Linked DNA regions of Homo sapiens: region 1 is linked to region 2. A link is a contact called in ENCODE Hi-C data. All regions are on one chromosome and are shown on one strand. The core of a region is the stretch at or near the end of the contact, and the rest is flanking DNA. Distances in the headings are between cores, read along the strand shown. Region 1 has its middle 80 kb from the start of RNASEH2B-AS1. Region 2 overlaps DLEU1 (deleted in lymphocytic leukemia 1).

Evidence for each region. Hi-C counts contacts between places; a loop is a spot of excess contacts on that map. Pooled maps may share reads with other maps.
Region 1: a map with no recorded cell type shows a loop between it and region 2 (9-fold over the local background). The contact joins two enhancer-like sites. A Hi-C loop is called at or near these places in 4 of 37 single-sample maps with no recorded cell type and 4 of 50 pooled maps.

The regions. Positions count from the first base shown.
Region 1 is chr13:50,987,895-50,994,372 of GRCh38, forward strand. No RefSeq gene overlaps it. Among named protein-coding and RNA genes, the nearest start is that of RNASEH2B-AS1, 80 kb to the left of the region's middle. Within about 2 kb of position 3,202, at least 12 of the 41 ENCODE cell types and tissues checked have a DNase peak (open chromatin) inside an H3K27ac peak, as active enhancers do.
Region 2 is chr13:50,363,276-50,369,416 of GRCh38, forward strand. The region is part of intron 2 of DLEU1 (deleted in lymphocytic leukemia 1); the gene reads left to right. Among named protein-coding and RNA genes, the nearest start is that of DLEU1-AS1, 160 kb to the right of the region's middle. RefSeq lists a silencer at 3,558-3,852. Within about 2 kb of position 3,701, at least 16 of the 41 ENCODE cell types and tissues checked have a DNase peak (open chromatin) inside an H3K27ac peak, as active enhancers do.

The DNA.
Region 1 (6,478 bases), core at 1,952-4,451, 620 kb after region 2:
ATCACACTCTGGGGACTGTTGTGGGGTGGGAGGAGGGGGGAGGGATAGCATCGGGAGATATACCTAATGCTAGATGACGAGTTAGTGGGTGCAGTGCACCAGCATGGCACATGTATACATATGTAACCTGCACAATGTGCACATGTACCCTAGAACTTAAAGTATAATAAAAAAAAGTCATAATCACAAGATTATTTTAATCAGAGAAAATTATTAAAATTTTATTTCCTAAAATAAGTTGATGGCCAAAAGCTTTTGAATGGCTTTCTAAATGATTTTCTCTACTTGGGAAGTTAAACTGACTAATGATTGTGTGTCTGTTTCTGATGTTCATTAATCACAGGTAAATTAGTAGACACCTCAGGTTCTGTTTAATTAATAAATCATCTCTGCAATTGTGCATCTTGAACTTCAAAATAGCACTTGTTGAATCTGGGGAAGCATTCAAGATTCCTCTGTAAATGAATCTTACTTTTTGTTTAATGCTTAATTTAAAATACTTTTTGATATGTAAAAAACTTGTCATGAAGATGTTAACCAAATTTATTTGTGGAAAGCTATTATGTGAAAATAATTGATTATGGACATTAACCAATTGTATGACATCAGCTATGACATGTATTTTGAGGGCCGTTGACCTCGATTTTTGTTCTTGAGATTTTTTGTGTGTGTGTGTGTGACGAAGTTTTGCTCGTCACCCAGGCTGGAGTGCAATGATGCGATCTCGGCTCACCGCAACCTCCACCTCCAGGGTTCAAGCGATTCTCCTGCCTCAGACTCCCGGGTAGCTGGGATTACAGGCATGTGCCACCACGCCCGGCTAATTTTTTGTATTTTTAGTAGAGACGGGGTTTCTCCATGTTGGTCAGGCTGGTCTCAAACTCCCAACTTCAGGTGATCTGCCCGCCTCGGCCTCCCAAAGTGCTGGGATTACAGGCGTGAGCCACCGCGCCCATCCTCTTCAGATTTTTTAATGCTGGCCTTGAATTGGTTTTCCCGTTTTCTTCTCTCTGTTTTGATTCCCTTCATTCTTTAGTGTTTGGTCTCTGTGGAACAAGAGTTGTTCATTCTGACTATCCCAGACCTTGCATCAGCCCTCCCATGGCTTGATGTTCCTGTTGTTTTCTTGAGCTCTCGAGTGATCCGTTCTTGAGTGAGCTATGACTTTGTCTCTTTCGTGCTTTTCCCTAGTATTTGAATCCTTTTAATTAAGGTGTTTATTGGAAAGGATACTTTAATAGTACTTTTTGTTTTTGTAACGCAAGTTTATTATGCTAATGCTTTCAAACCAATGTGTTCAATAGAGATGAAAAAAGAAAACTAATTCCTCCATAAGCATGTTTATTTTTTTTTCCTCACCTAAGACAAAGCTAATGCTCTAAAAGGTTGTGAGTCTCCTTACTTATGTCTTTACCCTTGGACAAGGTAAAACAAGTTATAATGGAGGGTGTTGTGGGTGTGACTGATGTTTATTAGTCCCTAGCAAATTAGTAGATGTTTTGTCTCCTGATACCTCTGGCTTTGATTCATGTTTGCTCACTACAGAGGGGCCTCATGGACTTTCAGGATGGCACTCATTCATCGGAGAAAGCATTGGAGATTAGTACATAAATCTGTTGTATTTATTTTATCATTTGTTTGGTTTAAAACATACTTTTCCTGAGGGATAAAACGTCCTCCCTTTTTTCTGTGTTCTAATTGGCATCAGCTTCCGTGTATTTCAAGGCAGCTGCTTAGTGAGGAAGCGCAGGGGGCGCTGAAGTCCAAACACACCCTCGCCTGCTCCCTGACTCCTCCACAATAGAAGAGAGCAATGACCAGTAGTTGGAGGCACTTTACTTTTTTATAAAATAAACTAATGTAAACCCAGCTTTGGACACATTGAATAATGACCCTTTTTCAGGCTCCAAATGAACTGTCTGTTTAAACAGCTGGATATGTCAGGGAAAAAAATCAAGTTTTAACTTTTATTAGATCTCTCCTGTTTAGTTCACACCAACTATATGTGTCTGTCATGATGAGAGTGCTTTATACAGGGTGTGAGTGAGTAGTTACCTTTCTTCCTGCTGGAACATTGGAGAGGACCGGGGCCCAGTGGCTGAGAGCTAAGGTCAGAGTTAGGCAGAGCTAGGTCTGAAGGCCACTTCTTCCACTTAGCCCCAAGCCTCAGTTTCCCCTCTGTGAAACAAGGATAATAATACTATATACGTCACACTCACGGGACTATAAGAGGCCACCTATGGAGAATAATTAGCTGGGTGCTTGATGCAAAACAAGCATCAACCAACAATAGCCACAATGATATAGTTACCATGTTTTTCAGTTTGAGTTCCCAGGTGGATACCACTGATATTAGATAACACTGATATTACACACCACTGGTATCTGTAGATACCACTGTGGTTAGCTAACAGTGAATGTAGACACGACAGTGCTTCATCAGGTAGACATCAGACTTGGAACATGCCTCCATCTTTCTCCAACCAGAACCCCTGCGAGGGGGAAACAGAGCAAGTTAAAATACTGCAAAGCTTTGCATTTAGAAACCGGAAAACAGATGCACAGAGCAGTCTGCCTCTGTGTAAATGCACATTGTAATCAGTTTTCTAACGCTGCCTTTACAAGGATGAGTTAAGTGGTTCGTTGACATATCATTATCACATTCTGAAGATAAACAGCCACAGGATCTATGAACTCTCATCAGGCAGTTAATTATTCTTGAATTTTTCTGCACTCTTGAAACATATTCTATTTATTTAACCGTCCCCTGGGAGCCCTGGTCGCCTTTGTCCCTGCCACACGGCCAGTGGTGTAAAACCTCTGCATCTGTCAGATTTCTCCATGTGGAGCGTAATTGCCTGATTTCCATTTGAAAGTACAGCCCTGACATTAAAATGACATAGACCCACCAATGATAACAATGGCTTCCTGACACCTACCAGAGGAGAGGGGGCGAGGGGGCATAATGCAGGAATAAATAAGTGCATGAATGAACGCTCGCCTTCACGGGGCCAGGTCTGAATTTACAGCTGCAGATGAAGTGTTCCTTGGGAGCAAACAAAAAGAAAGAATGAAAGAATAAAAGAAAAAGAAACCAATAGATTAGCATCCGCGTGAGTCTGTTGGAGCCAGATGGCTCTCTGTGGAGAGCGAGCTGGCCTGCTTTCTCCCAGTAACCCTGACCAGCAGACAGCAAGCCCGCTACACGGGGAGAGAAATGATCTCATTCCTCAGCCGGGCACGTGAGCCGCCTTCTTTCTCTCACACACAACTCGAGCTGAAGGGGAGTTGGAAAAGAGAGAAAGGGTGAAAAAGAAAGGGCGGGGGAGAACGGGTGATTGTAAAGAACAAGCAGGTCCTCGTAGCCCAGAGGAAGAGTGAGACTCCAGGCCTTGGCCAGCCCTGAGCGTCCAAGAACTGTCTCCAGATGTCCACGAAGGAGAAGACAGGGAGACAGAGGGGACACCCGACACATTGTTGTCTCCTCCACACACATCCGTGAACTTCACCTCCACGATCCAATGTTGCCTGGAAGGCTTGATGTGGAGAGGCTGAGAGGAGGGGCGCAGGCTGCTGTAGAGGCCATGGGATTAAGTTCTGTGCCCCACTGGAAAGGGGCAGTGAACAATGTTTTCAATTCTTCCTAATGACAATGTCTGCCTGTCTCTGTGGGCCACAGGCGAATGAGTCTGTCAGTCCTCAGCCTGCAGGACCAGCCATCTGCTGGGATCCTGGTCTGCCATGCTCCTGAACAGGTGCCTGAGATGGAGGCAGCTGGAGTAAGGGGGCAGTCAAATGAAACTGACAGGTTGTAGGTGTGGGAGGGCTCCTATCCTTGAAGATTCTGAGGCTGAGAGGGGCTTGGTCTGGGGTCATTCTGCCTGCTCTGCTGAGCAAAGCATTCACTGCTTGTAAACAAGTCTGTTGTCTGGAGTGACAGCCACACGTGGGGGTTGGTGGACATCAGACAGACCACCAGATGCTGGTGTTAGAGCCTAGCACTTGCAGATGTGTGCAGAGGTGCAGGCCTCCTTCAAGTGAATCTGCCCTCTTAGTGAGTGTTCACACACCCAGCTTGGTACCAGGGCTCCTGAGGCCTCCAACCCAGAGAAGCAGACTAAGAGAGAATGAAGGTGCCCGTGCGAGTGAGTGCTGGGGGCTCACAGAGCACTTCATCAGCCTGGCTAGGTTGCTTGGGCACCTGAAGCTTGTCTCCAGCAGTGTTTACTCAAAAGAATAAATAGTTTCCAGGGTGACACCAAATGCGGGGAGATGTAGTCATTCCTTTAAAGCTGGAAACTATTATTTTACTCCTAATAAATATTGAGCAAAATTCTCTTCATTTTCAGCCCAGGATGAGAGCACCTGCTTCACAATTCCTGGCAGTTGTCGGTACAAATGAACATTAAGCTGGCATATTCTATCAGGGCCAAGGAAGCAAAGCAAGCTGCCAGCTGGGGGCTAAAACCACAGGCTCTGGCTTTTCTTCTTTCTAAAAATGAAACAGAAAGCCACCACCCCACCAACTGTTTTGCTCTTTATCTCCCAGGCAATGCTACCACATAACAGGGTTCCTCGTTCTGTATGGGATTCTCACTCACAGCAGAGCTAAGGATTTCAAAGGAAACCGTATCACTAAAGTAACAAGAGCGTGAGCTCCAACATCGTTCCTTGCCTCCACTTAAGCAGGGAGATCAGTCACTCAATAGGAGCATTTAAGAAAATTTTAAAATGCTAGCATTTAAGGAGCACTTACCAAAGTGTCGGCCCTGCCTCTAAGCGTTTTGTGGACATCTCAGGTAATCTTCATGACAACCCTATGCAGCAGGTTCTCTGATTACCCTTATTTTACAAATAGGATGCCAAGTCCCAGAGATGTTAAGCAACTTTGCCAAAGTTGCACAGCTAGTCCCGGGTCCATACCACCAGGCTTTCCCACCTCTTTTGATGGTGTAATAACTGAGCTTTAGGCTCCCTATTTTGGCTGCTCACCAGTGGTGCCATCTTGGGCTACTAAGTCTCCCTGAGTTCCCATTTCCTTGTCTGTCAAGTAAGGACTGGAATAGTGGTCTTATAGGGTTGCTGTCAGGAGCAGAAGTAATGTGTAACATACATGCATGCAGGGCCAGTGCCCGGCACATGTTTGAGGCTCCATAAATGTTAGTACAGATGGTCCCCTGATGGTTTGATTTAACAGTTTTTCAACTCTACAGTGGGTTTGTTGGGAAGTAATCCTGTCGTGTGTCAAGGAGCATCTGAGTTAAGCTAGTTTGATTTACAGTTTCAACTTTACCATGGGTTTATCAGGATATAAACATTTTATCAGGATATAAACCTGATGCATTTTTGTATTTTCAGCTTACAATGGGTTTATCTGGACAGAACCCTCATCGTAAGTGGAGGAGCATCTGTGGTTATTACTACTGTAAGCATTGTCATTATCTTTGTGCTCTTAGATTTCACTGAATTCTCACACGCACACATGCACACATAAAACTATGAGGTAGGTGGGGCAGCTGTCACTAACCCCATTTTATAGCTGGTGTATCAGGTGGTAAAGCTTGGGCAAGAACCCCCATCTCTTGACTCTGCACTTTGTCTAATCTGAGCTTGCTGTTTCCCGCTGGACTGCAGGTCACACCTGTCCATTTCTAGACACCAAACACAGTTGCTGTCTAGAAAGATTGCAGCAAGGAATTCAACCCTTGTCACTTTCCCTTTGTCTCCAGGCCCTGGGATTGGCTGAAGACAGAGCCAGGTCCTGCCTGTGCCCTCCTGGGAATTGCTGAGACAGTTAATGCCTCTTGGGACAAGTAAGGTACTAGCTTAAATGGATCACAAGCTCCTGTGTGCCCTTAAGATTTTCGTTAATGTCTAGGTCAAAAAAAATACTTATTTTCTTATCATCACGAAATGCAGATGCATAGCCCCATCTCATGCCTCGCTTCTCCTAGTTGGGATAGCCTCTGAGAACATTTCCAACACTCTTCTTTGCAGAAGGTATTCTGCACCTACAGCTGGAAGCAGGAGACGAACCGGCCAAAGGTGTCTTGGCTGTGCTCTGCCTTCTTTCCTTAGCTTTCCTAACTCTGCCTTTCCGGTGATTTTCATGTTTTCCCTTTCATTTTACATTCAGAAAATCTCTGGGGAATGCAGCTTTTGTTCTGTTGCTTCACGTAATTCCCAGGGCAGGGAATGAAAATTATTTGCTTTCACAACTTCTGGCTGAGTGCCTTTCACAGCCTGGCTGTGTTCTGGGGTGATTTATAAACTGCAGAGCCTGGGTCTCTTTCCTCCTCCTTTTCCTCCTCCTCCTCCCCCCCCTCCCCCTCCCCCTCCGCCTTCCCCTCCTCCTCCCTTTCTCCTTCCCACCACCCTTTAAAACAAGGTGAGCCTCCAGAGTCAGGGTGTCAGCCACTGGGGCTCTTGTTCAGGCAAAGGTTCAGTGGAACCATAGTGATGAGAGCTTGAAGCCATT
Region 2 (6,141 bases), core at 2,451-4,950:
TACATCAACTTAGAAAAAATGACATCTTAAAAATATTGAATCCTCCAATTCATGAGCAAGTATGTTTGTTCATTTATTAAGACCATCTTAAATTTTTTAGCAATGTTTTATTATTTTTGGTGTATAGCTTCTTTATATTTTTGTCAGATTTATTCCTAGAATTCTGTATTCTTTGATGTCATTGTAAATTGTATTGATTTTGAATTTCATGTTTGGATTTTTCATTGCTTATATACAAAATACAATTAATTTTGTATACTAGTATTGCAATGCTGTAATCTTGCTATATTAGTTAGCACACTTACTAGTTCTAGTAGCTTCTTTGTACATTCCGGCAGATTTTCCACACAGATGATCTTGTCATTTTCTTGCTTTTACTTCTCTATTTCCAATCTTTATGCCTTTAGTTTGGACTTCATTACATATTGTGCTGGTGGGAATCTTCAGTATAATGCTGAACAAAAGTGGTGAGAACAGATATCCTTGTTTTGTTCCTGATCTTAGGGGAAAGGAATTCAGTCTCTCACGATTAAGTGGGATGTTGGCTGTAGATTTTTTGTACATGTCCTTCGTTTATTTGAGGAACTTTTCTTCTGTTTCTAGTTTGCTAAGGGTTTTTATCAGAATGAAGGTTGCATGTTGTCAAATGCTTTTTATACATGTATTGAAATGATATATAGTTTTTCTTTTTTAGTTTGTTAATATGGTGAATTACAGTGATTGATTTTGGAATGTTAAATCGGCTTTGCATTCCTGGGACAAACCTCACTTGGTCATGATGTATTATCCCTTTTATATATTGTTGAATCTGATTTTCTAAAATTGCATTGAGAATTTTTACATCTGTTTTATGAAGAATATTAGGTTGTAGTTTTCTTTTCTTGAAATATTTTTGTTTAGTTTTGTTATCAGTGCAATGCTGGCCTTGCAGAATGAATTGGGAAATCTCCTCTCTTCTTTAATTTTCTGGAAGAGTCTACGTACAAATGGCATTATTTCTTCCTTAAATGTTTAGTTGAATTTACTTGCCATTAATCCCTTCCAGTGCAGTTTTTGTCTCTAGGAGTCTGATTTAGGTCTTTAAAAATAACTCCTCCATTTCTGTTAAACTTTTTGAATATATGGAATACAATTTTAATATCTTTTTAAATTCCTTTGCCTGTTAATTTTAACATCTGTGTCAGTTTTGGGTTGTTTTTGACTAATTTTTCTCCTCAATGTTTTCTCATTTCTTTGCATGCCCAATAACTTTTGTTTGAATGGCAGACATTGTGATGGTTATTTTTTTTTATTCCTATACATGTTTGGGCTTTGTTCTGAGATGCAGTTAAGTTACTTAGAAACTGATCCATTTATGGCTTACCTTTCATATTTGGAAAGCAAGACTAGAACATCGTTTAGCTTAGGGCTAATAACCTTCTACTACTGAGGCAACATCTTTCTGAATATTCTACTCAATTATATGTAAAATTATAAGGTTCTTCAATCTAGTTACTGGCAACAGTCACTTTTTCTGACCTCATGTGAGCTCCAGTTGCTGTTCTTTGTAATTCTTTTAGATGGTTCTTCCCCTGGTCTCTGCTAGCTTCCTCAGCTGTGTGCACTGATTAGTACTCTGTTGAATATTCAGGGGGACCATCTACAGATGTCTGATTCTCTTTCCCTGCAACTCTTTGTCCCCTCTCTGTCCTGCCAACTTTAGCCATGTTGGTCTTTCCAAACCCTTGCTTCATTTCTTCATTGTAGGGAATCGTTGAGCTGCACTGGAGTTTCTCATTCCTATGATATGGCCTGGAAACTTTCATGTCAGTAAGTTAGGGCTTTGGTAGGGTTCTTCTCATTCGTTTTCTATCTTATGTCTTCTGTTGGGTTCTGTCATGATGATTATTCACTATTGTGTTCACTTTCTTGTTTCATTGAACATATTTTTAATATTTTATCCAGTTTTTCTAGTTTGCTTTTGTAGATGGTTTGGTAGTAATTACCTAGTCTGCAATTATTGGAATAAGAGGCCTCAGACCTTTTAATTTCAACAAAGTTTTTTTCCAGAGAAGTGAGCAGCTATTTCAGGTCTGCTGGAGTCCTAAGGTAGAGTCCAATTGGGATTGAGAGCTGACCATCTGGCCAGTCTGCAAGTTCTTGCAGAAGAACCTACTGCTGAGGACTGAGGAGTGTGGGAGTGAGAGGGTGCTTGTTCTGAGGGGAGAAGGAGCCGGAAATGACAGCCTTGCTAGAGAACTGAATCATGGTTATCAGAGAGGAGGAGAAAGAGTGAGAATGCTGCCACATACTCATAGTTCTTTCCTGTTCAGATCCCATTCGATTTGTGAAGTGTGACATTGAGAGTCTGTTAAAATTGAAATGCACTTTTATAAAAATTCTGTAAAATATGGAGCCATAGGCTCTCTATCAACAGGTGGGAGTGAGAGGCAGTGAAATCTGAGTTATGACTGTTAAGGTGACTGTTTAAGTATACCCAGGCTGTGAGGCCTGGGGGAAATCAGGTTACACAGAAGCCAAGTTAACCCGGATCCAGCTCCACCTTGCAGAGTTTCGTTAACAGAAGGGGTCCTTGGTACAAACCCGCTGCCGGTCAGAAACTGGCCTGAGGCCAGAAACTCATTTTACCTTAACCTCAGAATGTCCATCAGATGATGAGGTTCTTGCCTAGGACGGATATTTTTCTAAGTTGGTACTCAGAGATTGACTTAAGAGTCCTTAAAATTTCACAATGAGTCACACATAAGGCCAGGTTTGCTGAAACCGAAAGTGTTGAAACTGCCTGGGGGCAATTTGTCGGTAACCTGTAGGCATTTGAGAAGCTATGAAAAGGATTAATATAATGCATAAAATGAAAGACAAGCAGTGGGGGTGGGGAGTGAGAAAACTATTTCCAGTGAACATAGCCCTAGTTCAGAAGACGAAATCTATATTTCACTCAGCAGAGGGTACAAATCTGTATTACATTAACTCAGCAATTCTAACCAAAACAAAGACAGGATGGCAAATATTTAAACAGTGATTAAACAGTGCCCAGGCAATAGGAAATGTCTGCTCTTGCCAACTGTTTGCTTGAATGAAATAAAATAAATAAGGGGCATACAAACTGTGTCTTCCTGGTTGTTCTCAGGGACCTTCTCTGGCATAGGGGCAGCTCCCTCAATCATGAACTTGAGTCTCATGGGTCCCATTAGAAATAGCCTAATGAGAAAGAACTCTGAAAACTGTTAATGGCTAACAGGGTACAGAATATGTATTTTTCTTTTAACGTATTTTACGTATATAAATGGCAGGGTACAATCAGAGCAGATTTCCCCACCAGGAGGTTGAATGCTTAATTCAAAACAAACGCCTATTGAATTTGATAGTAGATCTCTCCCCTCTCTCCCTAATTTGGCTTTTTGCCAGCTGTTAATCTAATTGCAGGGGTGGCAGCCTGAGATTCTGTGGCCCTCTAGGGCAACTCAAAGTACATATTGTCATTACTAATTATTATATAGTGTTGCTGTGATTAAAAGCACCACTGTCCTTTGAAAAGCCTCAAATGAGATGACAGCACAGAAGCACCTGAGTGTGCCCCATAAACTGATATTCTATTTGCTGTGCCATTAAAGTTCAACAATGCCATTATGTCTTAAGTGACAATGAAAAGTTCCCATTCCAGCTTTTAGTCAGAATGACCACAAGTTTGATGAAACCCCACTCAACCTCTTCTCCAGTCATCTTGAAAGTGAAGCTGTTTGGTGTGTTGGTGTGAGGTAACTAACCATGGTGCTACTATGCGCTTTTGTAGGCAGAGCTGGCCTGGTGACTTAATTCACATTGGGACACTTACTGTCACATTCATCGCACTGGATTAAATACTGCAACTGAACAGCCAAAAGAAGAGGTATCGCTATAGGTTGAGTGATATCTTCCCCTCAAAAGATGTGTAGAAGTCCTAATCCCCATTTCCTCAGAATGTGACGTTATTTGGCAATAAGGTCGTTGTAGATACAATTAGTTTAGATGAAGTCGTACTGGAGTAGGGTGGGTCCCAAACCAAGATAACTGGTGCCTTTATAGGAAGGGGAAATTTGTACACAGGGAGAACGTCTTGAACATAAAGACAGAGGTGGGGAGATGTAACTCCAATCCAAGGGATGCCAAAGATTGCCAGCCAACCACCAGAAGCCAGGAGAGAGACCTGGGACAGGTTCTCCCTCACAGCAGAGTGGGCTCATGTCTTAGCCTGTTTGAGCTGCTATAACAAAATACCATAAACTAGATGGCTTATAAACAACAGATATTTATTTTTCATAGTTCTGGAGGCTGGGAAGTCTGAGATCAAGATACCAGCAGATTCAGTGTCTAGTGAGGGCCCATTTCCTGGTCCACTGATGGTGCCTTCTGACTGTGTCCTCACATAGGGGAAGGGGCAAACTAGCTCTACGGGGTCTCTTTTATAAAGGTTCTAATCCCATTCATGAGGGCTCCTCCCTCATGGCTTCTCAAAAGTCACCACCTCCTAATACCATCAACTTGGAGGTTAGGATTTCAACATATGAGTTTTGAGGGGACACAAACATTCAGACCAGAGTAGCCCCTAACCCAATATGACTGGTGTCTTTATAAGAAGGTGGCTTTGTGAAGACAGAGACACATGAGGAGAATGCCACGTGACAACTAAGGCAGAGACTGGCATTAATGCAGTTACAAGCCAAAGAATGCCAGAAATTGCCAGTGAATCACCAGTAGCTAGGAGAGCAGCAAGGAAGGACACTCACCCGCAGGTTTAGGGGGGAACATGTCCCTGCTGACACCTCAATTTTACACCTCTAGCCTCCAGAATTGTGAGAGAATATGATTCTGTTTTAAGCTGCTCAATGTATGGTGCTTTGTTATGGTAGCCCTAGGAAAGGAATACAGTCAGGAACACTCTTGTCCATAGGCAACATGGGATGTAGCAATGTATGGCCAAATCTTTCTCCTCCCACCATACAGAACACATTCATTCAAAGAGTATAAATTGGCCCAAGCTTAATAGACATTCTCTTTTTTACTAGTGGGTCAACACAAGTATAGGCCAGGTTAGTTCTATAGATAAAACAGAATTTGAAATGTGTAATGTTAAAGCCAAAGGTCCAATGGCTATTTATTCCACATTCTATATAACTACCCTAACTCAAGCAGCCGCTCTAAAACCCCAGTGACTAGGACCCTGAAAAAGTGTTCTTTAAAGTGTCAGAACAGAGATTCAGACTCTCAGAATTTGCTGTTTCAGTTTGAGAAGATGAAGAGTTTGAAGATGAGAAGACTCAAATTTGAGTCCAGCACCCAGCTGCCAGTCTAGCAGCCCATTGTAGCCCCCAGAGAATGAAAATGGAATGCTTGGTCCAATCCCCATGGTGGGTGTCCTCCAGGAAGCTCTGGGGTTCCCAACTGGCCTCCAGCCATACCAGGGCCATATAGATTCCTTAAAATAAATATCTATTTGTGTGTTGCCTTTTGGTGGCTCTGATCATCTATAGCATCAAGTCTAAGCATGATGCTTGAATAAGCCTCCATGATTTATGCCCCCTCTGGGCTCTGGGCTCCTGTTGCATCACACTGTCCCTTTAGCTTTATATCTAGTTACACAAAATTACTTGTTGTTTCCACAATAAAGCCTTATGTGTCTTGTCTTTGTGACCTTAACTATCACTTAAATTGACAATGCCCTTTCCTTCTTTTCCTACTGAAACAACCCTAGTTAATCTTCAAAATATTCATAAGGGACACTTTCCTATGAAAGCCTTCTTTGACAACATCCTCCAGATAGACTTAATACCTTTTTTCTTTGTATAATTTTTTACCTGCTCCTTTACTGTGCATCTCAAACTATATTTAATAATTTGTTTATAATCATCTTTTAATTAAACTGTGAGATCCTTGAGGGCAGGAATTGTATTTTATTTATATAGGATGCCCAGTAGTAAGCATAGTGCCTATACCTGTACAGGTGATTAGTAACTGTTTAAATGAATTCTTCATTTAACAAATATTTCTTGAGACTTTTTATGTTGCAGGCATTGTTCTGGGCCTTGTAGATGTGGCAGTAGTCAAGAAAAACAAAGACCTTTCCTACCTGAAGCTTGTGTTCCGGTAGAGAAAATGGATAAA